Linked DNA regions of Mus musculus: regions 2 and 3 are each linked to region 1. Evidence: chromatin loops called from intact Hi-C (ENCODE). Cell type or tissue: left cerebral cortex. All regions are shown on one strand.

What was found. A loop is a pair of places that touch in the nucleus more often than their neighbours do. Peaks named below come from ENCODE experiments on the same cell type or tissue, not always from the same donor. Only the 100,000 strongest peaks of a DNase experiment are listed, where the experiment ranks them.
Region 2: a loop joins it to region 1, with 6 times the contacts of the local background. A loop is called at or near these places in 26 of 42 quality-filtered maps.
Region 3: a loop joins it to region 1, with 3 times the contacts of the local background. A loop is called at or near these places in 5 of 42 quality-filtered maps.

What each region holds. Positions count from the first base shown.
Region 1 is chr8:119,380,250-119,388,249 of GRCm38, forward strand. Gm45723 (a long non-coding RNA gene) reads left to right here and starts at 4,140. Exons shown (of 2, transcript XR_001778762.1): 1 at 4,140-4,430; 2 at 5,893-6,143. In left cerebral cortex, CTCF peaks have their summits at 585 (motif pointing right) and 4,504 (motif pointing left); DNase peaks (open chromatin) are centred at 566 and 4,487.
Region 2 is chr8:119,308,375-119,316,374 of GRCm38, forward strand. Cdh13 (cadherin 13) reads left to right here. Exons shown (of 14, transcript NM_019707.5): 12 at 4,128-4,361; 13 at 5,599-5,820. Among named protein-coding and RNA genes, the nearest start is that of Hsbp1, 32 kb to the right of the region's middle. In left cerebral cortex, a CTCF peak has its summit at 3,212 (motif pointing right); DNase peaks (open chromatin) are centred at 1,582 and 3,204.
Region 3 is chr8:117,633,624-117,641,623 of GRCm38, forward strand. Plcg2 (phospholipase C, gamma 2) reads left to right here. Exons shown (of 33, transcript NM_172285.2): 32 at 651-835; 33 at 1,162-1,519. The coding sequence ends at 1,204. Among named protein-coding and RNA genes, the nearest start is that of Sdr42e1, 36 kb to the right of the region's middle. In left cerebral cortex, CTCF peaks have their summits at 2,998 (motif pointing right) and 4,023 (motif pointing right); no DNase peak of the experiment used is centred here.

The DNA of each region.
Region 1 (8,000 bases):
TGTGTGCTCTGGATGAAAGGCAAGTTGTTTAATTAATGGGATTAGATCACCTAACCAAGACAAGATTCCTCCGTAACCATCTTACAGAAAAGGGACCTTCAATAATATGCACTAAAGAGGTGAAGCTACTGAGAGATGTTAATAGAAAAAACAGGACAATAGCTTTGTGCCCCATGGAGATTCTCAAAAAAATAACATTTTTTTCTTTCTTTCTAAGCATAAACTGAAAGGCAAAGGACAAGGAGTGAATCAACATGGCCCCTTACAGGGAAAGCATTGTTTAAAATTCAGCACATACAGCACTCAAGAGGCAGAGGCAGGCAGATCTCCATGAGTTCAGGGCCAGCCTGGTCTACAGAGTGAGTTCCAGGACTGCCAGGGCTACACAAAGAAACCCTGTCTCGAACAAACAAAGCAAAACAAAAAGCCTAGCACGTGGGGCCAGAGATGGCTCAGCAGTTAAAAGCACAGGCACTAGCTGCTCTTTCAGAGGACCAGAGCTCAACTCCCTGCACCCACAAGACAGCTAAGGAGCACTTTAACTTCAGCTCCAAAGTACCTTCTGAGGCCAGAAGAGGGCACCATCGACCACAATGATCCAAGTAGCTAGCCTCACAAGCCTGCATTCATGTGGTGTAGTCTTACTTATTTTTGTCTATCGTCTATATTTTTTTGGTAAACACACACACCACTGCCAAGAGTGTTTCCCTTGTCTTTTTGTTGGGTCTAACTTAAGTTTTCAATCCATCTTTAATTGGTTTTTGTGAGATAAGGGCCCATCTGTGTGGATATCAAGTTTTCTCAACATCACTTTTTCTTTCTTTTTTAAAAAAGATTTGTTTATTTATTTTATGTATGTGAGTATACTGTCACTCTCTTCAGACACACCAGAAGAGGGCATCAGATCCCATTACAGATGTGAGCCACCATGTGGTTGCTGGGAATTGAACTCAGGACCTCTGGAAAAGCCACCAGTGCTCTTAACCGCTGAGCTAACTCTCTAGCCCTCAACTTCACTTTTTAAAGAGACTGTAGTCTGGCCTTTCTCTAGGCTGTTCCATTGGTCGCTGTGTCTTTTTCAGTGTCCGTGTTGTAGTGTATACTTACTGAAGCTCTTTATTATGGGATGGGGAAGGCACAAATGCAGTGGAGACGTATGGGGATCAGAGGACAGCTATCACTTCTCCCCTTCCACCTTTATGTGGGTCCCCGGTATTGAACTCAGGTCTCTAGGCTTTCACAGCAAGTGCCTTTAGCCACTGAGCCTTCTCACTGGCCTCAACTGTGAAATTTTGGAATAATGAATTACAGTTCTTTCAATTCTGGTTTTAGTTATTCAAAATTGCTTTGGCTTCTCGTGGTATTTTATTTCCATATAAATTTTAGGGCTCCTTTATTCCTACAAAGAATGTCTTTGGGGCTTCGGTACAGATTACACTGATCCGTGAATCACTTTGGGGCTTATGGGAATTTTAACAGTATTAAGTCCAATCCACATACACATGACATCTCTCCGTTTATCTAGGCCCTTCATCGGCATTTTCCAATTCTTATCATGCAAGATTTATACCTCTTTAGTCAAATTTATTCCTAAGAATTTTATTCTTTTGTTGCAGTTGTAAATGGGACTATTTTCTTAATTTCCTTTCTGGAAAGTTCACTGTCTATATAAAGGAATGGCACTTTTTTGTATATTGACTCATATACTGAAATTTCATTGTATTTGTTAATCATAGCAATTTTTGTTGAGTCAGTGTATTATGTGTGTGTATATGTATACGTATGTGTGTGTGTTTGTGTGTGTGATCATGTTATCTGCAAATGTCTGTTGCTATGACAAATGCTAACAAAAGAGCAGCCCAGGGAGGAAATGGTTTATTTTGCTTACAATTCCAGGCTACAGCCCATCACTGCAGGGAAGTCATGACAAAAGCAGAGAGAGTAAGGCCAGGCATGGTGCACACACCTTCAATCCCAGCACTCAGGAGGCAGAGGCAAGTGGATTTCTGTGAGTTCAAGGTCAGCCTGGTCTACAAAGTGAGTTCCAAGACAGCCAGGATCAGAGGGACCCTGTTTAAAAGAAAAAATAAATTAAGTTAAATTTTAAAAGCAGAGGGAATAAATAAATGCATGGATCCTTGCTAGTTCTAAGTTAGGTTTCTCTCCCTTTTACTATTTATTTGTACTGCCTACAGGATGGTGCTGCCCACAGTAGGCTGGGTCTGCCTACCTCAATGAACAATTAAAATTATCCCTCATAGGCATGCATGCCTGTAGGTATGATAATCTAGATTCAGGTAATTCCTCACTAAGACTCTTCCCAACAGTCAGTGGTGATGGTTAGAACTAAACAGCACAGAGCTGCAGAGATGGCTCAATAGTTAGGACTACTAGTTGCTCTTGCAGAGGACCGAGGTTCAAGTCCCAGCACCTGAACCACATGGTAGCTTACAACTGGTACTTAACTCCAGCCATTGGAGGGTGCCTCTATGGAAACAGGGATAGTGATATTCCCGATATTCCGGTGCCAGACCAGGTCCCCTCTGAATGGCCAGGGAGGGGAAAGGAAGACTTGTGCATGCTGCAGGAAAGAGCAGGAGGGGGTGGTGACACACTTCTGTGAGAGAGCGCAGACGCAGGCTGCCTGTGTCATTTCATAAGCAAAATACCCATGCACACAAACTAAAAAACATTTATTTATTATTTTTAATTTTGGTGTTTTTAAGACAGGGTATCTATTGTATAGCCTTGGCTGCCCTGTATCTCAATCTATAGTTTTTAACTATATCTGTGAGTCTTCAAACTCACTGAGCTCTGCCCAGTCTCTGCCTCCTGAGTGCTCCCTTTAACCGACAGCAGACTACTGTCAGGTCTAAAGGAAACTCCATTTCCCCAAATTCCAGAGGCAGTCCAGATACCCAGAAATAGGCTTGCCCTGGACCACAGTGGTTAGGCAGAAGCCAGTATTCCTCAGGGACCTGTGAAGCCACTTCCCCTCTACCAAAAGGAGCTATTTCTCTTATCACTGACAGAAGAAACAACTGGCTACCTGTGGTGTCTATTTCCATACCAAAGTGGATGCTGGCCCCTAGGCTCCCTCTGTGTCACAAGTAGCTGTTACTGTTTTCAAAGTCCATGCTAGCATTCTAGCAAGAAAGAACAGGGCCCCATTCCAGGCTTCCTCAGGAGTGCCAAACCTGACCATGGACACGAACCAAACAAACAAACAAAGAAACAAAGACAACCAACAAGAGGGTTTGGTGGGCCATGTGCAAAATAATACACACACACACACACACACACACACACACACACACCCCGCAAGACCCTTGGAGCACAAGATCTTGGTGATGAAGCTTTACTGTGCTTCTATGTTTTTCCAACTCCCTGGATGGGAACAAAACCAGGCAACCTCCTCCCCTCCCCTAAACTTTCTCCAGGTCTCCAGAACTACCCATTCTCCTTACAGCCCTGCCATTTCAGCTATGTCCATTGCAGCTCACTTGCTCTCTCTCCCTCCCCCTTGGTCCCCACTCCTCTCTCCCTCTCTCCCTCCCCTCTCCCTCTCCTCTCCCTCTCCTCCTCTTCTCCCCTCCCTCTCCCTTACCCTCTCCCTCCTCCCCCCTCTTTCCCCCTCCTTCCTCCTCCCCCTCTCCCTTCCCCCTTATATCTACAATAAAAGCCTTACCATACCATAGAGCAGTCATAGCATCCGTTTCTATACATATAAGCTAGAATCACTTGGGAAGAAAGCCTAAATGAGGGACGCTCTATATTCGATTGGCCTTGTGGGCAAGTCAGAAGTAGGAGTTAGTTAGCTTTATTGTTGGTTGATGTAGGAAGACCAAGGCAACTATGGGTGGCACCATTCCCTAGGTACAGTGTCCTGACTAGAGAGATCAAGCTGAGCACAAGCAAGCAAGCACTTCTCTCTCTGCTCCTGTCTGTGGATGCTGGGGAGCTGTCTCAAGCCCTGGATGCTGTGATGAGCTGAAACCAGAACACCAGCACCAGGAGCTAAAAATAAGCCCTGTGTTTACCTAGTGGTAGCATTTCTGTCACTGTACTTCATCGAGGCAACAGAAACAAAACTAGAACAATCTTTAAACTCCTTTTTTTTTTTTTTTTTAGGTACTAAGACAAGGATCTAAGTTCAGCCCAGCACTCAGGGTCTTGACTAAGTCTGACACAGTGTTTCAGTTTGAATATCAAACACAAAGGCCGGAAGGTTGGAGGCTTGGCTGCCCGCTGATGAACTGTGGGACATGGTTGGGCCTTCAGGGCTCTGACCTCATCAGTGTGTGAATCCCCGGATGTGCTCTCCAAGGGCCTTGTCACCTATCTGAGATATGCAATCTGCAGGGTGGAGCCCTCTCTCCAGGTGACAGCCTTCCCTGGAGCAGCATCTTCAACTCCCTGATCAAGGATGGGTACGCACCATGGATAGCCTTTTTCAGGCCGAGTTTTCTTTTCATGTAACAATAGCCCCCTCTGCTGGAGCTTGCGGATTTTGCTACAAATAAGTATCAAGTAACGATCTCTTACTAGCTAGCTCTTAAACTCGCATACACGTGAGAATAGGCCAGAATGGCGCTTTGGTTTTATTGTTACCATTGTTATTGTTGTCGTTTAACAGATGTATGTGTCACATGATGTCACCGCCTAAGCCCTGCTGCCATCTTCATGACACCAGCTGTGTCCACTTGCAAAGGGTCATCACAACTGGGCTTGCTGACCACTAACAATTCCTCACAGAAGGGGGGAGGGGTCGGCAGGAGGGTCGTGAGACCCTCATCTGAGTATCCAGACATTCCTCCCAACCAGTTCTATACGATTCTGCCACAACTGCACGCAACTTCAAGGTCTCAAGGAGGCCTAGAGTGTATAACCTGGGGAAGACTGAAAGATAGGTGCCCAGTTCTTATGCTTTTTAAGTGCCATTCTTATTTGTTCTTTTAAGAATGTTTGGGCGGTGGTGGCGCATGCTTTTAATCCCAGCACTTGGGAGGCAGAGGCAGGTGGATTTCTAAGTTTGAGGCCAGCCTGGTCTACAGAGCAAGTTCCAGGACAGCCAGGGCTACACAGAGAAACCCTGTCTGGAAAAAACAAAAAACAAAATGAAACAAAAAAAGAATGTTCTGGCCACCTCCTTTCCCCATTTTCCTATTGTGTGGAGTCCTTTCTCTTAGGCTTTATCACCTTCTATATGCCAGGAAATCAGTTCTAGACATGTCACAGATGCTGAGAAAACTCTGTTTGTTTTAACAATGAAGTTTTGTTTGGAAAAGTATTTATGTAGGAGGGGTTGGTTTTTTTCAAGACAGGGTTACTCTGTAGCCCTGGCCATCCTGGAACTTCCTCTGTAGACCACTCTGACCTCAAATTCAGAAATCTACCTGCCTCTGCCTACTGAGTGCTGGGATTAAAGGCGTACACCACCTCCTGTGTGGCCTGCAGGGTTGAGTTTCTCACTCACACACAGCCCTCCATGTTTACTTCGATTTAAATCACTGAAAGTCTCAGGCATCTCTGTTCTAATGTGTCCGGTCCAAGGATGGCATCCAGTTCTGCCTTTTCTCCCATGAAACACAGATAATTTCTTCCAATTACGTGCAAGACTTCTGTAACCATGAACTGGAGACAGGATAGCTACTTAAGGGCCCTACCCGCCCTGGTTATAATTTCTGTCTCCCTGTGGTCCATACCCAGAAATTTCAACATAACTGATTAGACCATCAGTGAAAAGAACTATAGCTCCTCCTCCCACTTCTGAGAAACTTCAGAAGTTTCACAAGAATGCTGTGAGGGCTAGTGACCCGGGCCTTCACACCAGCTTCCTCAGGACCCCACTGAAGCAAGAACCTTGGAGTGAGTGTTCTTTCTCTCCCACAGTTTCCTCTCCAGCGGCAAGCTTGCATCCTGCCCCTAGAGGCTCGTCTTCAAGGACAGAACTCTGTGGATACGGAACAGGATTGTACCTGCTCATAGCTTCCCTGACATCTAAACTCAGCCCCTAGTTTCGTGCAGAGCTGTAGCTGAACCACTTTCGTGCATTGAAAGGGCTTGCTTCAAGGGCTACTCCTCCGTGCTTTGAGAGGGCTCTTCTCAAGTGCTCCTCTTCATCAATAAACTTGCTAACTGCTTCCCTAAGACTGGATCTGAACTTCTTCTCTATGGTGGATGTTAAGGACCCCAGGGGCTGTAAGGTCTCCTCAGGCTACACTGCCAGCAACATCGAATTCCGTTTCCTAATGACAGTAACAAACCCTCCTTCTAGAAATCAGTGGCTCAAGGACAAGCTGGTATAGGAAAAGGAAGAAAACCAAAGAAGATGCTGGCTGTCATCAGCAGAGACCATCTTGCCTCAGGGTTCTACATAGGAGAGTGCAGGGGTGGAGGGGGGGGAAGCAGGGAGGGGCTGCTTTTGAAAGTTGTTGGATGTTTTGAAAATCAAAGGAAAAGTTACTGGTGGCAAAAGGTCTTCTTAGTCCTTTTTCTTTTCTTTTTTTAAAGATTTATTTATTCATTTTATGTATATGAGTGCACACTATAGCTGTACAGATAGTTGTGTGCCTTCATCTGGTTGTTGGGAATTGAATTTAGGACCTCTGCTCACTCTGGTCAACCGTCCTTGCTCGCTCCAGCCCAATTTATTATTATACACAAGTACACTGTTGCTGTCTTCAGATGCTCCAGAAGAGGGCTTCAGATCTCATTATGGGTGCTTGTGAGCCACCATGTGGTTGCTGGAATTTGAACTCAGGGCCTTCAGAAGAGCAGTCGGTGTTCTTACCTGCTGAGCCATCTCACCAGCCCAAGCTGCAAAGCTACAGTTTTTAACAACTGTGAGGCTTTAAGCAGTAGCTGGGATTTGAACCAGGGTCCTCTGGATCCACAGTCAGTGCTCTTCGCCTCTGAGCCACAGCTCCAGGATCTTAGTCCTTTTTCTGCCAGAAGCAGTTGGTTATGCGGTTGCCTATTAAGATAAGGAAGCTGGGAGGCCGGGAAGATGGCTCAGTGTAGCTAAGAACACTTGGTGCTTTTGTAGAGGACCCAAATGCAGTTCCCAGCACCCACATCCAGCCAGCTCACAACCATTCTAACCCTAGTTCCGGAGGATCTGGCACCTTCTTCCGGCCTCTGGGGTCACTTCAGCAAAGCCAGTGGTTTATTTAAGGCTTTTTTCAACAACACATTGTTTCACACTACCCCATGTTGCTGGGTCTCTCTCTGAGCTTTCAACTGTGTTCTCCAGCTGTTGGCTCGCAGTTCTAATCACTGTACTTTTACTACCATGGTGGTTTGAATAAAAAATGGCCATTAGAAGGTGTGGTCTTTTTGGAGGAAGTGTGTTATGGGGGATGGGGAGTTTGGAGGTCTTAGCTGCTCGAGCCTGGGCAGTATATCACCGTCTCTTCCTACTGCCTGCAGATCCAGATGTAGAACCCTCAGCTCCTTCTCCAGCATGCCTGCCTGCCTGCCTGCTGTCATACCTCCCCTCCATGGTGATGATAGACTGAACCTCTGAACCTGTAAGCCAGCCCCAGCTAAATGTTTTCCTTTATAAGAGTTGCCTCGGGGGCTGGAGAGATGGTGCAGCAGTTAAGAGCACCAAGTGCTCTTCCAGAGGTCCTGAGTTCAATTCCCAGCAACCACATGGTGGCTAACAGCCATCTGTAATGGAATCTGATGCCCTCTTCACAGCAATGGGACCCTAAGACACTCACATTGTTGTGTTTCATTCCTATACTGGAAATTGAACCCAGAGCCTCTGACACACTGGGCAGGTTCTTTACCACCAAGCTACATTGCTCACCTTTCTTTGGGTACAGGGTCTTACTAATTGCCCAGGCTGGCCTTGAGCTCATTCTGGAGCCCCAAGTAAGACTTGTGCGATCCTCCTGCCTCAGCTACTCAAATAGCTTGGCTAACTGTCCTGTGCCACCGGGTCTGGCTAGCTCCATCAGTTCTAAGGTTTGTTGAATATCCTCTCCCATGGT
Region 2 (8,000 bases), 72 kb before region 1:
ATTTAAAAAAAAATGAAACTGCATAATAGATATTCTGTTAAATAGAAAGTAAAGGATAAAGCTGGGCATGGTGTGCACGCACTCAGAGGCCAAGGCAGGAGGATCACAAGTTCAAGGCCAACTTGAGCTGTGTAGTAAGTTCCACAACAACCTGAAATACATAGTAAGACCTCAAACAAACAAAACATTAGTTAATTAATTAGTTGTTGAGTTAGTCAAATTTAAATGTACAGGACAAAAGCTTATCAAGAGAAGACACTGTGTACAGACGAGACCTAACTCAACAGATCTCTCATGAGGGAGCCCATGCTGATCTCTCTGCTCAGCACTTACAGCCTCTATAGATCCCTCCATGTGTCTACTGTGCTCAGTGTTGAAAGCAGCCATGTGTCTCTGGAATGAGGGTCAGTCGTTTTCACTGGGACCCCTACCACCAAAGTGGGGACCAGAATGGCTCACATCTCAGAGGTCCTTCCAGCTTCCAACTCAACCAATCCAGAAGCTGCTACACACACCCAGCCAAGCCCCAGTCCACGTTCATATCTGGGATTTTTTTTTTCAAACCTTTGCTGAGAACGTATCCACTGGCTCCCTCCAATGAGAGCTGCGCAAGTCTAGGTCAATCATAGTCTATCCTGAGTGGTCAGCTCCTTTCTTGGCTCATTGCTGGTCTGCCGCCCACATGCCCTGGGTGATTGGCATGTTGCTGGTCTGCTGTATGTGTATTCTGGGTGACTGGCTCAAACTGGGGCTTTTCCTGTTGAAATGGTAAGTCTGTGAAGAAGAGATACTTTCCTAACCAAGCTTGAGTTCTTAGACTTGTCCCAGAGCTGTTACAAAGGCGCTGGAGGCTGCTGGTGAGAAAGAAAAGAAAACAACAGTAACTAAATGTCTTTTTAAAAAATACCCAGAAGCCCAGGACTTCCGGTTATTACTGGAGCCACATATACACATGCACACAAACATCACATCACATAACACACACCACACACACACACACACACATACTCCATACACCACACCATACACCACACACATACACACACTCCATACACCACACCATATACACCACACACACACACTCCATACACCACACCATACACCACACACACACACATACACACACACACACTCCATATACCACACCATACCACACCATATACCACACACACATACACCGTCCATACACCACACACACACCACACACATGTACACACACCATACCATACCATATACCACACACACACATACACCGTCCATACACCACACACACACACCACACATGTACACACACCATATACCTCATCATACACATACATACACACACACACATGCACACACACCACATACCACACCATACACACCACAGCATACACATACATGCACACCACACAAACACACACCACACATATATGCACACACACCACACACATACCACACCATACACACATCATACAGAGAGAGAGAGAGAGAGAAATAAAATACAATGAATTTAAAAATAACGTTCATGAGGGAGGCAGGAGAGAGCTTGTAGAAAGGATTTTGGCTCGCCCAGCATTTTCTTCTCACACACAGTAACTAGCTCTTTCTACTGACTTAGAAAAAGACATCACCAGCTGGCTGGGCAATAACACATGGGAAATTGAAGACAGTCCTGTAATTAAGTTCATGAGAGGCCGATTCTTCTGGCCATATTTCAAACACCCGTAATGTCTTCTCATCCATTCTACCCAAACGACTTTACTTCATAATATATTCAGAGCGGGAGGAAAAAAATATATGTAATGGATTCTTCTGAGATATTCAATTAGTTCAATAAAAAGAGGAAAATAATTTTTCAACAAAGAAGTTTAGCCAAATGGCTAAAGCTGACAGTGAAGAACTGGCTGTGAAGTAATTCTGTGTTTCTTTGAAGTTGTTGCTCTAACAAAAGTTGGTGATGCGCCCCCATGAGGAAGAGCCCGCCCTGGTGATTAATCACACACATTCCTATTCCATGTGTGTTTATCTGAATGTTCGTTCTGCATCTGTCTTTGGGTGCTGACACATTTCAATTCCCAGCAGGCCAGGGGAGGCTCTCTGTTTCCACTGCTCAGAGCTCACTCTTCATCTCCCTTCAAGCTGATTTCTTCCCCATTAATGGAAAACAAAACAGGACAAAGTAAGGCATGTCTGGAACGCCCTCCCTGCACAGCCCCAGAGCTTCTCCTTACTTATGGTGAATGCGGGGTTTCATTTGGATCTGGGTTTCTTTCTTATGGACAGGGACAGTTAAAGCAAGACTCACCCCCTAACCCAGGCCCATCTCAGACTCACTGTCGTGCAGGCTAGTTTTATGTCTACTAGACACAAGCTGTAGCCACCTGAGAGGAGGGGACCTCAATTGAGAGAATGTTGCCATCAGATTGACCTACGTGTGAGCCTTTTATTGATTGATAATTGATGGGGGAGGGCCCAGCCCATTGTGGGTGGGGCCATCCCTGGGCTGGCGGTCCTGGGTTCTGTAAGAAAGCAGGCTGAGCAAGCCTTGAGGAGCAAGCCAGTAAGCAGCACCCTGCCATGGCCTCTGCATCAGCTCCTGCCTCCAGGATCCAGTTCTGAGTTCTCTCAGTGATGGACTAGAACTGTAAGATAAAATAATAGCTTCCTCCCCAAGTACATTTTGACTATGGTGTTTTACCACAGCAAAAGAACTCTAGATGAGATGTCATGATCCTCCTGCCTCAGCCTCCCAGATCATTTTCTTACCTTGCATTTCAGCTCCCCGTGCTCTCTGCAAAGCTGACATCTGTCTTTGAACTTCAGGCATCTGACAGGCATCCTCTAGCATGCTGCTTTCCCAGGAAGGTTTCTAACTCAGCTTTCCCATTTCTCCCAAGCTCCGTACTTCTGCAGAGTGTACTGAGCCTGAGGGGTCATTAGCACGAACACACCTGGACTGGTGGTCCCTTGGCAAACTTTGCTGGTCCTCTGATGCCCTCACCTGAGCCTCATCACCAAGACAAGGCATTTCCCCTGTGCAAACTACCCATATTGTGCCCCTCTTGATCCACTGTGGAGACTCTCCTATATATGCAGCTGTGTGGTTTCTATCAATGAGTCAGATCACGTTATTCCACCACCCCTGCTTAAAAAGGCATTTATCTTTATGTATATGGTTGGTTCGCCTGTATATAATCTTTCTTTCATGTACATGCAGTGCACAAGAAGGCCAGAAGAGGGCGACAGATCCCTTGGAAATAGAGTTATTGAGTCCTGAGCTATCATGTGGGTGCTGGGCATAGAACCTGGGTCTTTTGAAAGAGCAGCTAGGGCTCTCAACCTTGGAGCCATCTCTCCAGCCCCACAACTCCCTTTTAAAACCTCTGGTGGGAGACAGGGGAGATGGCTAAGAGGTGAAAGGCACTTGCTGCCAAGTCCAATGACCTGAGTTTGATCCCTGGGACCCACAAGGTGGAAGGAGAGAATTGACTCCCCCAAGTTATCCTCTGAGTTGCACAAGTACACACCTGTGCGCACACACACACACACACACATACACATACACATGCATACATACATACACACACACAGTGTAATAAAAAGTGATTGTAAATATTTGCATCAGGCCACCACTTGGAGACCATCAATAAAGTACTGTGACATATTGAGGTATGTCTGATCCTCATGGGAATAGGAGACATGTAAATGCTTATCATTTGCAGCCTAAACATTGGCTCTAACTCTTCTAAGTGATCACTGGAAACCAAGTTTGGTGGCATGTGTCCGCAATCCCAGTAGTCAGAAAGGTAAGGCAGGAAGATTGTCGCTTGGAGGCCAGACTGACCTACAGAATAAGGCACTATCTCCAAATCCCAAGGCTTGGGGGAAGATGTGACTCAGTTGTAATGCACTTGCCTTGCATGTGTAACACATACCTGTGATTCCAGTGCCCAGGAAGCTGAGGCAGGAGGATCACAGATTCTAGTACAGACCGACAAAAGTGTCATCTTTTACCATCAGCCCAGCTGATGTAAAACTGTTACTAGATAATGAGCATAACACACCAGGTGTGGATCCCAGCAAGTGAGCTGGTAGACCAACGTCCTGCTACAGCAGTGGCTCACGAGTGCCTCCTTTCCCCACAGGCAACCCTCCTGCAACTGGCACCGGGACTCTGCTGATAACCCTAGAGGACATTAATGACAACGCTCCTGTCATTTACCCAACTGTGGCTGAGGTCTGCGATGATGCCAGAAACCTCAGCGTGGTCATTCTGGGGGCTTCGGACAAGGACCTTCACCCCAACACAGACCCCTTCAAGTTTGAGATTCATAAACAGACAGTCCCTGATAAAGTCTGGAAGATCTCCAAAATCAACAGTAAGTCAGCGACCGCAAGTGGCCGTCCTTGGTTCATTCAGTTTGAACTTCTGTTCTCCTTCCCATAGGTTCCCACAGGTGATTTCAGGTGTGTGTGTGTGTGTGTGTGTGTGTGTGTAACTGTGTGTGTGAGTGTGTGTATGAGTGTGTGTATATGTGTCTCTGTGTGTGCATGTGTGTGTCTGTGTGTGTGTGAGTATCTGTGCAAGCATGGCTGTTCTGCCTTCTGTTTCTTCCTTTTTGTTGTCTTCACCTTAGGCAGCGTGTCCTCATTCTAGTGACTACTGTGTCCCCAGCATTCCCTGGGCCATTTGGTGCTCCTTGTGTTTCTATGAGAGTGCCCCCATTAGAAGCTGGTTCTTTGTCCTTCTTATTCCATTTTTTGCTTTAGTTAAGCAACACAAGAATAGACAAATAGGTGATAGATAGATAGATAGATATATAGATAGATGATAGAAGCTTCCTGCTTCTCAAACCTCTCCTGGCTCTACTGGGGGCTCTGATGGGGGCTCCATTCCCTTTACTCTCTGCAGCACCTTGGAACATTTCTGGCCCGCCTCCTTCCATTAGAGAGTCTGAGTTGATAACACTCACCCTCCATTGCACACTACAGACTTCTTCTTGACTCAGCCTTGCTGGTGGCCCTGGTCTTCATCATTGGCTTTGATACTATCTTCATGTGCCCCTCACTCAAGATGACTGTCACACGCAACCTCTCTTTCCCCCTGCCTTTCCACAGGGGTGGGCAGAATTGAAATGTGGCCCACCACTGACCAGCGACCTTACTAATTACAAAGCACTTCAGAGTCCTGCTATCCCACACACTTCCTTCCCAGCATGAACTGAGTTTGCCTTGTCTTCAGTGATGAACTTCTCCTGCTATCAATGCCATCAGAGTTCACTTTTTGCACCAGTGACAGAATGGGACGGTGGCGGAGGATGAGACTGTATTGTATGATTGAGCATAGAAATTTCTATTCGAGAAAGTCTAGAGTCCATTATTACAGAACCAAATTATAGAACCTGTCCTAATGAAGACACTGTCTCGAAACATTCATCCCATGCAGCCTGTTGCCACTGAGTGTATTTTATTGAATGTTCATAGATTTCATTCTCACCTTCCTATGACTAAACGTTATTTGCACACAGTGACTTCTGTGCACACCAAAGCCGCAGAGCCTCACTCTGCCTCTCACAGAGGGCTTCTCTTCTCTCACAAGGACTTCCTGTCTTGCAGACACCCACGCCCTCGTGAGCCTTCTTCAGAATCTGAACAAGGCAAACTACAACCTGCCCATCATGGTGACAGATTCAGGGAAGCCACCCATGACGAACATCACGGACCTCAGGGTGCAGGTGTGCTCTTGCAAGAACTCCAAAGTGGACTGCAACGGGGCTGGGGCCCTGCACCTCAGCCTCAGCTTGCTGCTGCTCTTCTCTCTCCTCAGCTTATTGTCAGGTAAGTCTGCTTGGCTCCACATGCTTGCATGTGCGCCCATAAACCTCACCACATAGCACCTGACTCTTCAATATGTCTTCCCAAGGAAGTCTGTCCCCTACATCTTTAGCTGGTATCCATGTGCTTGGAACTCTCACATGTAAAACTGTTCCAGTCAACTTTTAAAGGCATCTAGGTGGTCTCCTGCCAGCTGAAGGAGATGTTGGAAGAGGCTCTGCTATTTTGCAAACCAGGCGACAAGCAAAACCTCCTATTGGTGCCACTTGCTTGGAACTAAATGCACCAAAATTGGCCAACTGGCCTACCACGGATGCAAGCTATTCCCATCCTGTTTTGGATGGCAAATGTCCTGCACAGGCTCATGTGTTTGAGCACTTGGTTGCTACTGTTTGAGGAGGCGGGACCTACCTGAAAGAAACGGGGTGTTGGGGGGACTGAACTTGGGGGTTATGACCTGTCCTGCTCTCAGAAAGAGCTCTCTGCCTCCTGTAACCCCTTGTAACAACAGTACCTCAGTGCTGTTGCTTGAGGCTGAGCCCTGGCTGGATTATGCCTTCCGTGGTAGACTATATCACCTGAACTGTGAACCAAAATAAGCCCCTCCTTCCCTGAGTTGTTTCTAGGAGGTATTTTGGTTGCAGTGAGGAGAAGGGTAACTCACACAAAACACTTGTAAAAGTTTCCAATGGACAGAGATGAAAGTTGAGTTATAGTAAAATATGTTTTGCCCAAGCATGATGGTTTTTAATCCTTTGCTTGGTCCAAACCCACAGGAATAAGGGCCCTGAATGTGGGATGTTGAGGGGGAGGACCAGGAATGAGGAATAGAGAAGACAAAGCTGGGACCAGGAGAGTGCCTGTGCCATGCAAGTTTATTAAGTACAGCATCTTACATGTTATATATAAGGAGAGAAAGTCAAGGTCCTCAGAGATCTTAATCAGATAATACTGGCAAAGAGAACACAGGAAACCTCAGACTCATCGGTCTTAGGACTGACAACCATAGCCCTTCAGATAACTATGGTCCTTCAGAGAAGAAAGCCAAGTTCCCAGGAACAGAAACCTTAACTCCTTTGAGGCACCAGACCCAGACCCAGACCCAGAGACCCAGAGACCCAGAGAGAGTCCCAGAGAGAGACCCAGAGATCCAGAGACAGACCCAGAGACCCAGAGACAGACCCAGAGAGAGACCCAGAGACCCAGACACCCAGAGACCCAGACACCCAGACACCCAGACACCCAGACCCAGACCTAGACCCAGACCCAGACCCAGACAGACACAGATACAGACACAGGAGTAGACCTTACCAAGTCTGCCCTTGGTCTGCCCCTAAGCAAGAGCAGAAAGCTTGCATTCCCTTTGTTCTTTTATCAGGGCTTCTGAGAAAGCCTTGGACCAGTGTGGTTCTCAACGTTTAATAGATTTAATGTTGGTGTCTGGTCTTTAATCCAAATACTCAGAAGGCAGAGGCAGGTGGATCTCTGTGAATTCAAGACCAGCATAGTCTACATAGTAAGTTCCAGGCTACACAGTGAGACTTGTTTCCTAATAATAGGAAGGAAGGAATGAAGGAAGGAAGGAAGGAAGGAAGGAAGGAAGGAAGGAAGGAAGGAAGGAAGGGACGGAGGGAGGGACGGAGGGAGGGAGGGAGGAAGAAGGGAAGGAAAGAAGGAAAGAATAAAATCGTATCTATAACTCATGCTTCCTTTCAGTAACTATGAAATCGTTATTACCTGTATAAACTCTAATACGATGACACATCATTTTGAGTAAGATTTATTAGGCGGATATCTTTGTTGGAGTTTTATTGGTATGAGGAGACACCATAACAAAAGCAACTCCTCTAAAGGAAAATACTTAATTGGGGCTGGCTTACAGTTTCAGAGGTTTAATACATTATCATCATGAAGGGAAACACAGTAGCATGCAGGCAGACATGGTGCTGGAGAAGCTGAGAGTTCTACATCTTGATCTCTAGGCAGTAGGAGGCTGTGTGCCACATTAGACCTAGCTTGAACATACAGACCTCAAAGCCCGTCCCCACAATGACACACTTCTTTCATCAAGGCCACACCTACTCCAACAAGGGCACACCTCCTAATAGTGCCGCTCCTTATGGGCTAAGCATTCAAACACATGAGTCTATGGGGGCCATTCCTATTCAAACCACCACAGCTAA
Region 3 (8,000 bases), 1.7 Mb before region 1:
GGTAAGCTGGCTGGCCAGTGAGCCCTGGGGATCCACCTGTCTTTGACTCCCTTGACGATATTAAGTTTGTATCACTTGGGTCAAGGTTTCAGGGGATCATCTTCATGCGTACAGCCCAAGCTCTTATGGACCGAGCATTTCCCCAGCCTTACTCTGCCTTTTAAGTCCCTTAATGAATGATACTAAGTTGTCTGCTCTCAGCACCTCTGTCCTCACCTGGTGCCACCCTCTTCCTCGTGAACACGTGCCTGCATAGACACCCATGAGCCAGTTGATCTGACCTAGTGATGCGCAGATTCAACTCAGAAAGACACACAGTGCTCTTGTGTTTCAGGGTTTTATATCAAAGCCACATTTGGAAGACCAAGGACTGTGGCAGCTGCTAGCTTTTGTGTAGGCGATGATGGATGATGGTAAAGCAGAGGCCAGAGGTCAACAGGAGAGACTCCAACCTTGGAAGGAAGTTCTACTATGTTGCAAAAGTCACCTTTGCTTAAATTAGGCCCTGCCCTCCAGGAGCTGACCCAGTTGCAAAACCTCTGCCCTCGGTTCTTCCAGGCACTCATGGGAGACTCTAGGTGTGTCTCCCATACGGGCTTGGAAGAGGTCACTCACAAGGTTGTTCTCTCCCCCCCCCCCCCCCCCCCCAGGAGAGTGAAGAGGAACTCTATTCCTCCTGTCGCCAACTGCGGAGGCGGCAAGAAGAGCTCAACAACCAGCTCTTCCTTTACGACACGCACCAGAACCTGCGCGGAGCCAACCGTGATGCCCTGGTGAAGGAGTTCAATGTTAACGAGAATCAGCTGCAGCTGTACCAGGAGAAGTGCAACCGGAGGTAGGTGTACCCATAACCCCTCCAACCCCTCCACGTCCCCTCCAATCCCCTAAAGTCTTGGAGCTTCTAGGAGCGACCTAGAGGCTTCCTAACACCTTAAGCAAATGAACTAACCTTCAAAGAACACTGCCTAAGCTCCGCCCACCAGGTGTGTTCTCATTGGATCCTTAAAGAGCCGCCATTGCCAAGGACCAAGGGGGAAGTGGACATTCCCCAAGGCTCAGGGGGTATGCTAGGAGCCCAGAGCCTCCTCCACTCAGCCACAGGTGACCTGCGAGGTAGGGTGGGAGTTACCCACTGATGGGACTCAATCTCCTGTATTTCAGGCTGAGAGAGAAGAGAGTAAGCAACAGCAGGTTCTACTCCTAGAAGCCGTGTGTGCGTGCGCGCATGCGCACGGTGTTCACGAGCGCATCTGGGTACGGGAGAGCCTTATAAACAGCCCCCAGGAAGAGATTCATCTGTGACATTCATCGTCCTCTCTCCGAGCCACTCACCATAGAGATGACAGTTCTGAAGACGCCCCCGTGGGCAGGAGGCGTTGAGACCTTCCTGCTATTTTTCCACCTTGGACAACTTTCTTAACTTATACTACCCCTGATAGAGGATCCCCCCAACTGTGTGCCTTTTGAACTTCCCTGTTCTCAGCCTCATTGAATAAAGACAACAGTTTCATGCCGTTAAGCGTTCTGTACCTGATCTGTACAGTAAACAGGAGTTCCTCTGTGGTGAGCAAGCTTCTACCTGTGTGACCCAGGTAACTGACTTCCCCGGAAGGTGAGCTGAGACACGGGGAACTAATTCATTAGATTCCAAAAAAAAAGATTTCAGCTAAGAGGCAAATGATTCTATAGTTCAGGCCACCACTGTATTCTACACAACCCCAAAGGCTGGTCAGGAGCTGACCTCAATGTGTGTTAGCTACCACTGGCAAAGCAGTTGTCTAGACAAAGCTACATGGAATCTGCAGAAATGGGAGATAGAGTCTGCCCTTAAGACATTTTTTCTTTGACTCATGGCTAGTGATATTGGAGTGCTGGGGTGCTAGCTTATTGCATGTCCTTGTTGTATCTGCCCCGACTCATCACATCCAGGGTCCTCTTGAGTCTGGTAGGAGGCTGCTGCCAAGATCCTCTGGGGCCACAGCCAATAGCATCATTGCTGGTCAAAGAGGCAGCTGAAAGGTAGGTTTACAGGCAAATTTCCCTGGGTTATCGAACATTCGGGTGCATCAAGTTAAGCTCTGATGGAATTGATGTTAGAGTGTTTCAGAAATCCTGTGGCTACTCCAGACCCTTGTGCTACCACTGAGCTAAGTCTCCAGCTTTATAAAACTCTTAAAGGAGAAGACAGACAAATAGTAAACTCAGGGCTTCTTAGTGAATGGAGAATTGCCTTGGGAAAGCAGGTGTAGCTATGAACAGCTGAGATCTGACTGTGGGTGGGGGAGGAGCCAACAGTGAGCTGCTTTGTAACAGAGTGGAACCTGGGGTCAGGAACCCTCTGGGGTCTCTCCCCTCTGGGTGAGATCCAAAATGGTGGCCTTAATGTATGTGTTGCTGGAGAAAAGATTAAAAACTAGCTCTCTCTCTCCTGTCCCGCCATTTTCCAAGTCCCCTGAGCACAGCTCCATCATAGACCAACCTCCAAGATAGCGTCTTCTGTCCTTGGAAGAAAGCATTTGTTACTGGGTCCAGGGGCTACATCCACCATGAACCCAGAGGAGGATTGCTAGCTTGTAACTCCTCTGATTCCCAACTTGGTATTTCCTCTGGTAATTGACAAGGAAGGAAAGGAATCCTGCCAAGTGGGTGACTTGGGTAAAAGGCTGTGTGAAGCCTGCATGGAAGGACATGTCAGGCTCTGTAGCAGCTTCCCACTGGCTGGGACCAGGTAATGTATTGTGTCGTCACCTGTGCACGGCAGAACTTGGACTGCTGCCATCCTCCCACCCATCATCCCTCCACCTTGCTCTGTTTTAAAGTCCAATTGCTAAGGCTGGCGTCTTCATTGCTTAAAATGGGTATCTTCGCTACTGTATCAAAGAAAGTGAGAGATGGCGGGTAGGAGGCAGCAGGAAGCATCTCTTTTACAGTGAGGTGTACCCTGCAGGACAGCTGTACCAGTGAGCTGGGAAGAACGGTCTCTTCCTGCTCCATCACTAGGGGGCACTGGTGAGGTTCTTTTGTCCTGAGCTTGATAGGGTCATGCACTGATTTGTTTCTTGGTGGTTGACGTCAAGGTCCGAGTCAGTTCCTTTACAGAAGGATCCCTTGAGCCTGTCCTGATGCCATGTGTCCTTGTCTAGACACCGTGAATGATAGTAGCAGCACTGGTGACAACAACCATGGATGGTGTCCTGGTGAGAGGACAGAATTAGCCAGAGCCAGGTTGACCCCATGGCAGGCTCCAAACTGGCAGTTGGGGGAGATTAGGCTTTCTTTTCTGTTTCCCGTAATTGAAAAAGTCCAAAACAAGTCAATTCCAGGGAAAACTACCCCTCATGGGCAGCCAATCGGGAGCTGTAGATGCTGCCCCACCACTTAGCTTGAGCCAAGTATAGTTAACCAGCAAAAGTCCCGAAAATCCCCCAGAGCCTTAACCAATCACAAGGGCATCCATACCCCTGGAGACAGAGCCAACCAACCAAGGGAAAGAAAGGTAAAAGCCACCCACTCCTACCCTAACAGGCTTTAAATTGACCCTGCAAAAGCCACACCTCTATCTTCCATTCTGATGCATGGTGGACCCTTGCATGCAGGTTCTCTGAAGAATAAACGCTTTTAGCGGTTGCATACTATTTTGCATCTGGGGTATCATTCTTCATGAATCACAGAGACCCTTACAATGTCACACTGGTTTGCCCACCATCCTTTGTGTATTATTTGGGACATTGGTTACATGAGAAAGTACAAAGCCAGGTGGCAAAGGTCACCGGGCACGAGAAACTTCAGTAAACAAAGTTGCACAGTTTGTGTGCTGCAACGTGTAGGTATGTGGTAATTAAACAGGGTGTAGAGGCCTGCATTTCCTAAGGTGACCCTGGGATCCTCTAGCCTAGCATGATGTGTGCATCCAGTCTACTGTAGAAAATGTTTGAGGGCAATTAAAAAAATCCTTTTAAAAGATTTTATTTTTAGGTGTGTGCATATGTGTGTCTGTGGGTTAGTGTGTGCACATGGGTGCAGTACCCACAAAGGACAGCAGAGGGCGTTGGATTCCCTGGAGCTGGAGTTAGAGGTGGTTGTAAACCATACAACGTGGATACAAGAGTCCAAACCCAGGTCCTCTGTAAGACCAGCTAGTCTTGACTTCCCCGGTCTCTCCAGCTCCACCCCAACACATTCTGCTCTTTTTTTTTTTTTTTTTTTTTTTAAACAAAGCTGCATAACAAAACCTAGTCATTTATATGTTTCCAGACCAACTTACAACCTAAATAAAAGTCACCATGGCCAGGGATCTTAAAGCCACTGACCAGGTATTGCCTACAGACTCTTATCTTCCTGTTGTGCCCTTCCTTTTCTGAGACTCACCTAAGCAGCCGATGCATTGTCACCTTCGAAAAGCTCGGATAACAGAACAAAAGCCCTTCCACACCCAGACCCCAAAATGGTGGCTCCTGGCCTTTGCTTTTGTGAATGGGCTGAACATCTGGTGGATTTTTTACTTTTTATTTTTATTTATTTTATTATGGTTTTCCGAGACAGGGTCCCCCTGTGTAGCTTTGGCTGTCCTGGAACTCATTTTGTAGACCAGGCTGGCCTCAAACTCAGAAATCCGCCTGCCTCTGCCTCCCAAATGCTGGGATTAAAGGTGTGCGCCACCATACCTGGTGGATTTTTTTACTTTTAACACTGAGAATTTTAAAACAAAGTTACACAGATGTTCTAACATGTGCCCATGAAGAAGAGCCCTGCTATGCTGCTATCCTGAAGTGTCTCAGCTGTCTCCTGACCTGTGTGAGCAGGGCTCACTGGCACCCCTCCCCACAAGAAATGTAAAAGGGAGACCATGGCGACTGTGCCTTGGCTCCTTCCTAGGACGGCAGTGCTGACCCGAAGCCAGGGGCTATGAGTCACTCAGAGGAGGCACCATTGTCTCATGCTTCCGAAGTATCTTTTTACTGTGTTTAATGATTCATGTGTTACCACTTGTATCTTGTGTTTTTTTATTGATCAAGCGCAATTAAAAGAATTTAAAGCCTTAGAGCCTCCCGATCAGTAGATAGATAATATGTAAATTTTGTTTAATAGATACAGTTAAGTGGCGTGGAAAGCCCAGAGTAATTAGACCTCAGATGTGGTAGGGGGTGGGGGAGGCATGAGATGAAAATAAAAATTCCAGGAGCACCAGGGACGACAGGAAAACTTCCCACTTGAAGTTGCCTCCTTTGTGTTGGTTTTGAAGGGAGGGTGTTGTCTGTCAATCAGAGCCTCCTGAGGACGTCTGAAAAGGAATGTTGCTCTAATGTGAAGAAGTGTCTACACTGTACCAATTTTGCAGCTGTGTAAGAGGAAAAATTTAGATGTTGATTTAGGAATGTTCACAGGGCACACACAGATAGTAAGGACCATGTCAGAGGTAGTTGAGAGAGGGCATTTTAAGACTGCTGACCGACTTGTGTGTCTGTGGGTTATATTGTATTACATACTAAGTTGCCATTAAGTTAGAATGGCTACAAGGAGCCCCGATCTTTTCCATTGTAACAGAGGTGCATATTACCCTGTACATGGCTAATACCGAATTTGGAGGTTACCAAAGCTATGTTCTAACCATACAAGTGAGTATTCCAGAACCAGAAAGCTGTAGTTGGAGTTTAGAAGTCACCCAGTGATGTAACTTGGGTCTTATTTAAATATTTAAAAGGGATTTTAATTTGTTTTGTTTGTGTGTGTGTGTGTGTTTGGTTTTTTTTTTTTTTTTTTTTTTTTTTTGGTTTTGTTTTTGAGATAGGGCTTCTCTGTATAGTTTTGGCTGACCTGAAACTCACTCTGTAGACCAGGCTGGCCTCGAACTCAGAAATCCACCTGCCTCTGCCTACCGAGTGCTGGGATTAAAGGCGTGTGCCACCACTGCCCGACTTAATTTAGTTTTTGTTTTTGTTTTTTGGGTTTTTTTGTTTTTTCGAGACAGGGTTTCTCTGTGTAGCTTTGGCTGTCCTGGAACTTACTTTGTAGACCAGGCTGACCTCGAACTCAGAAATTCGCCTGCCTCTGCCTCCCAAGTGCTGGGATTAAAGGCGTGCGCCACCATGTCCGGCTTAATTTAGTTTTTAAACTAGGTAGATTTGTGCCCTGAGTGTGGGTTTGTACATGTGAATGTAGTGTCTGAGGTGGCCAGAAGAGGGCATCAGAACTCCTGGAGCCAGAGGACAGGCAATAGCAAGCCTCCGGATGTGGGTGCTGGGAAACAGACCGAGGTCCTCTTTTGTAGTACGTCATTTTGTAGAACAGGAAGTAGTCATAACCACTGACAGCTATCCAGCCCTTGTCTTGGGTTTTTGTCCTTCAAGAGCCACAGCCCACAGCAATGCAACGGCCTTCCTCAGAAATACCCACATTGCTGATTTCAGCAGGCTTGACAAAGCTGCCTGTGCAAACTAGTGTCTCATTATTAAAACTTAATTCTATATGAAAAATATGTGCTTGTGCATAAACAGAGAACTACCAGAGTGAGACATGGAGATATAGGCTATTGTTAATGCGATGTAAAATGGTTGCATTGCATTACGAAAAAATAGAAACAATCTGATAAATACAGTGTCTGCCTGGAACCTTTTTGTTTTTTTAAGCCTGTCATTTTTCATCATTTATGCTCCCAAATGAAATGAAGAATGGGTTCAGCCATGAGAAGGGCAAAGTCACACTCCTCTCCCCACCCCCACTTTTAAAAAATTCTCCATTTTATCTTTTACGTTTTCCTCTAGCTGGCAAGTCCGTTTCTCTCAGCAAGCCTCATTCTTTAGAAACCCACAGTTATAAATTCAAACACAACTCACCCTTTGAAGAAACCCACAGTTATAAATCAACACATGGCCCGCTCTTCCATTTGCTGGCCTTTGGAAGAACGGCTAGAGCCAGAAAGAGCGAATATGGTTGTTGTAAGCATTCACGGTTCTCAGAAAAGTGGGGGTTAGTGCTAGGAGTGTTGATGTGGTAGTTTGAAGATGCTTGGCGCATGGGAAGTGGCCCTATTAGGAGGTGTGGCCTTGTTGGAGTAGGTGTGGCCTTGTTGAATGAAGTACGTCATTTTGTAGGTGGGCTTTGAGTGCGCCTAGTACTCCTGGCCTACCCAATGCAGGAGAAAGAGCATTCTGGCTGCCTGTGGAAGCAAGTCTCCTCCTGGCTGCCTTTGGATCAAGATGGAGAACTCTTAGCTCCTTCTCCAGCTCTACATTTGCCTGCAGGCTGCCATGCTTCCTGCCATGATAATGGACCAAACCTCTGAATGAAATGTTGTCCTTTATAAGAGTTGCCTTGGTTATGGTGTCTCTCCACAGCAATGAAACCCTAACTAGTCATGCCATTTTCTTGCCAGCTAGCATCCTTGGCACACAGGAAGTCATGTTGTTTAGCCATCAATAATCAGCAATCAATAATCAAAGTTAGTCACTCCAGCCTGAAGACTTCAGAACAGCCTATGGCAAACCTCTCGATAGCACATGAACAAGGCGTAGGAAGAAGCAAAGCAGAAATTACAACTATGCCATAATCATCTTATGCCACAAAATTCCATCAGCCCGATAACAAAGGGACTGAGAAAAAGTTGCTATTGGGTCAAAGGAAAATTCTGAGAATGACAATATAGATATGCCACAAATAGTCTAGGGTGTTTGAGTCTATAGGATCCCCACGTTTCTTGTTGTTTCCATAGTGTAAGTGATTATTGTCCATTGATACATTCTTAGGTCCTATGGATGTTCAGCTGAGCATTGCTTTCTGAATACTGATCACTGGTATGATAGTTTTAATGGTGAACTTTCCAAAGCCTAGAATCACCTGGGAAATCCTCAGTTGATGAACTGACCAGATCAGGTTACCCATGGCCATGTATGTGGGGGATTGTCTAAAGTTATTGATGCCCACCGTGGGAGGTACCATTCCCTAATTAGTGAGATCCTTTCTGCCCTAGGTTGCCTTTTCTCAAGGCATTCTCTCTCAGCAAC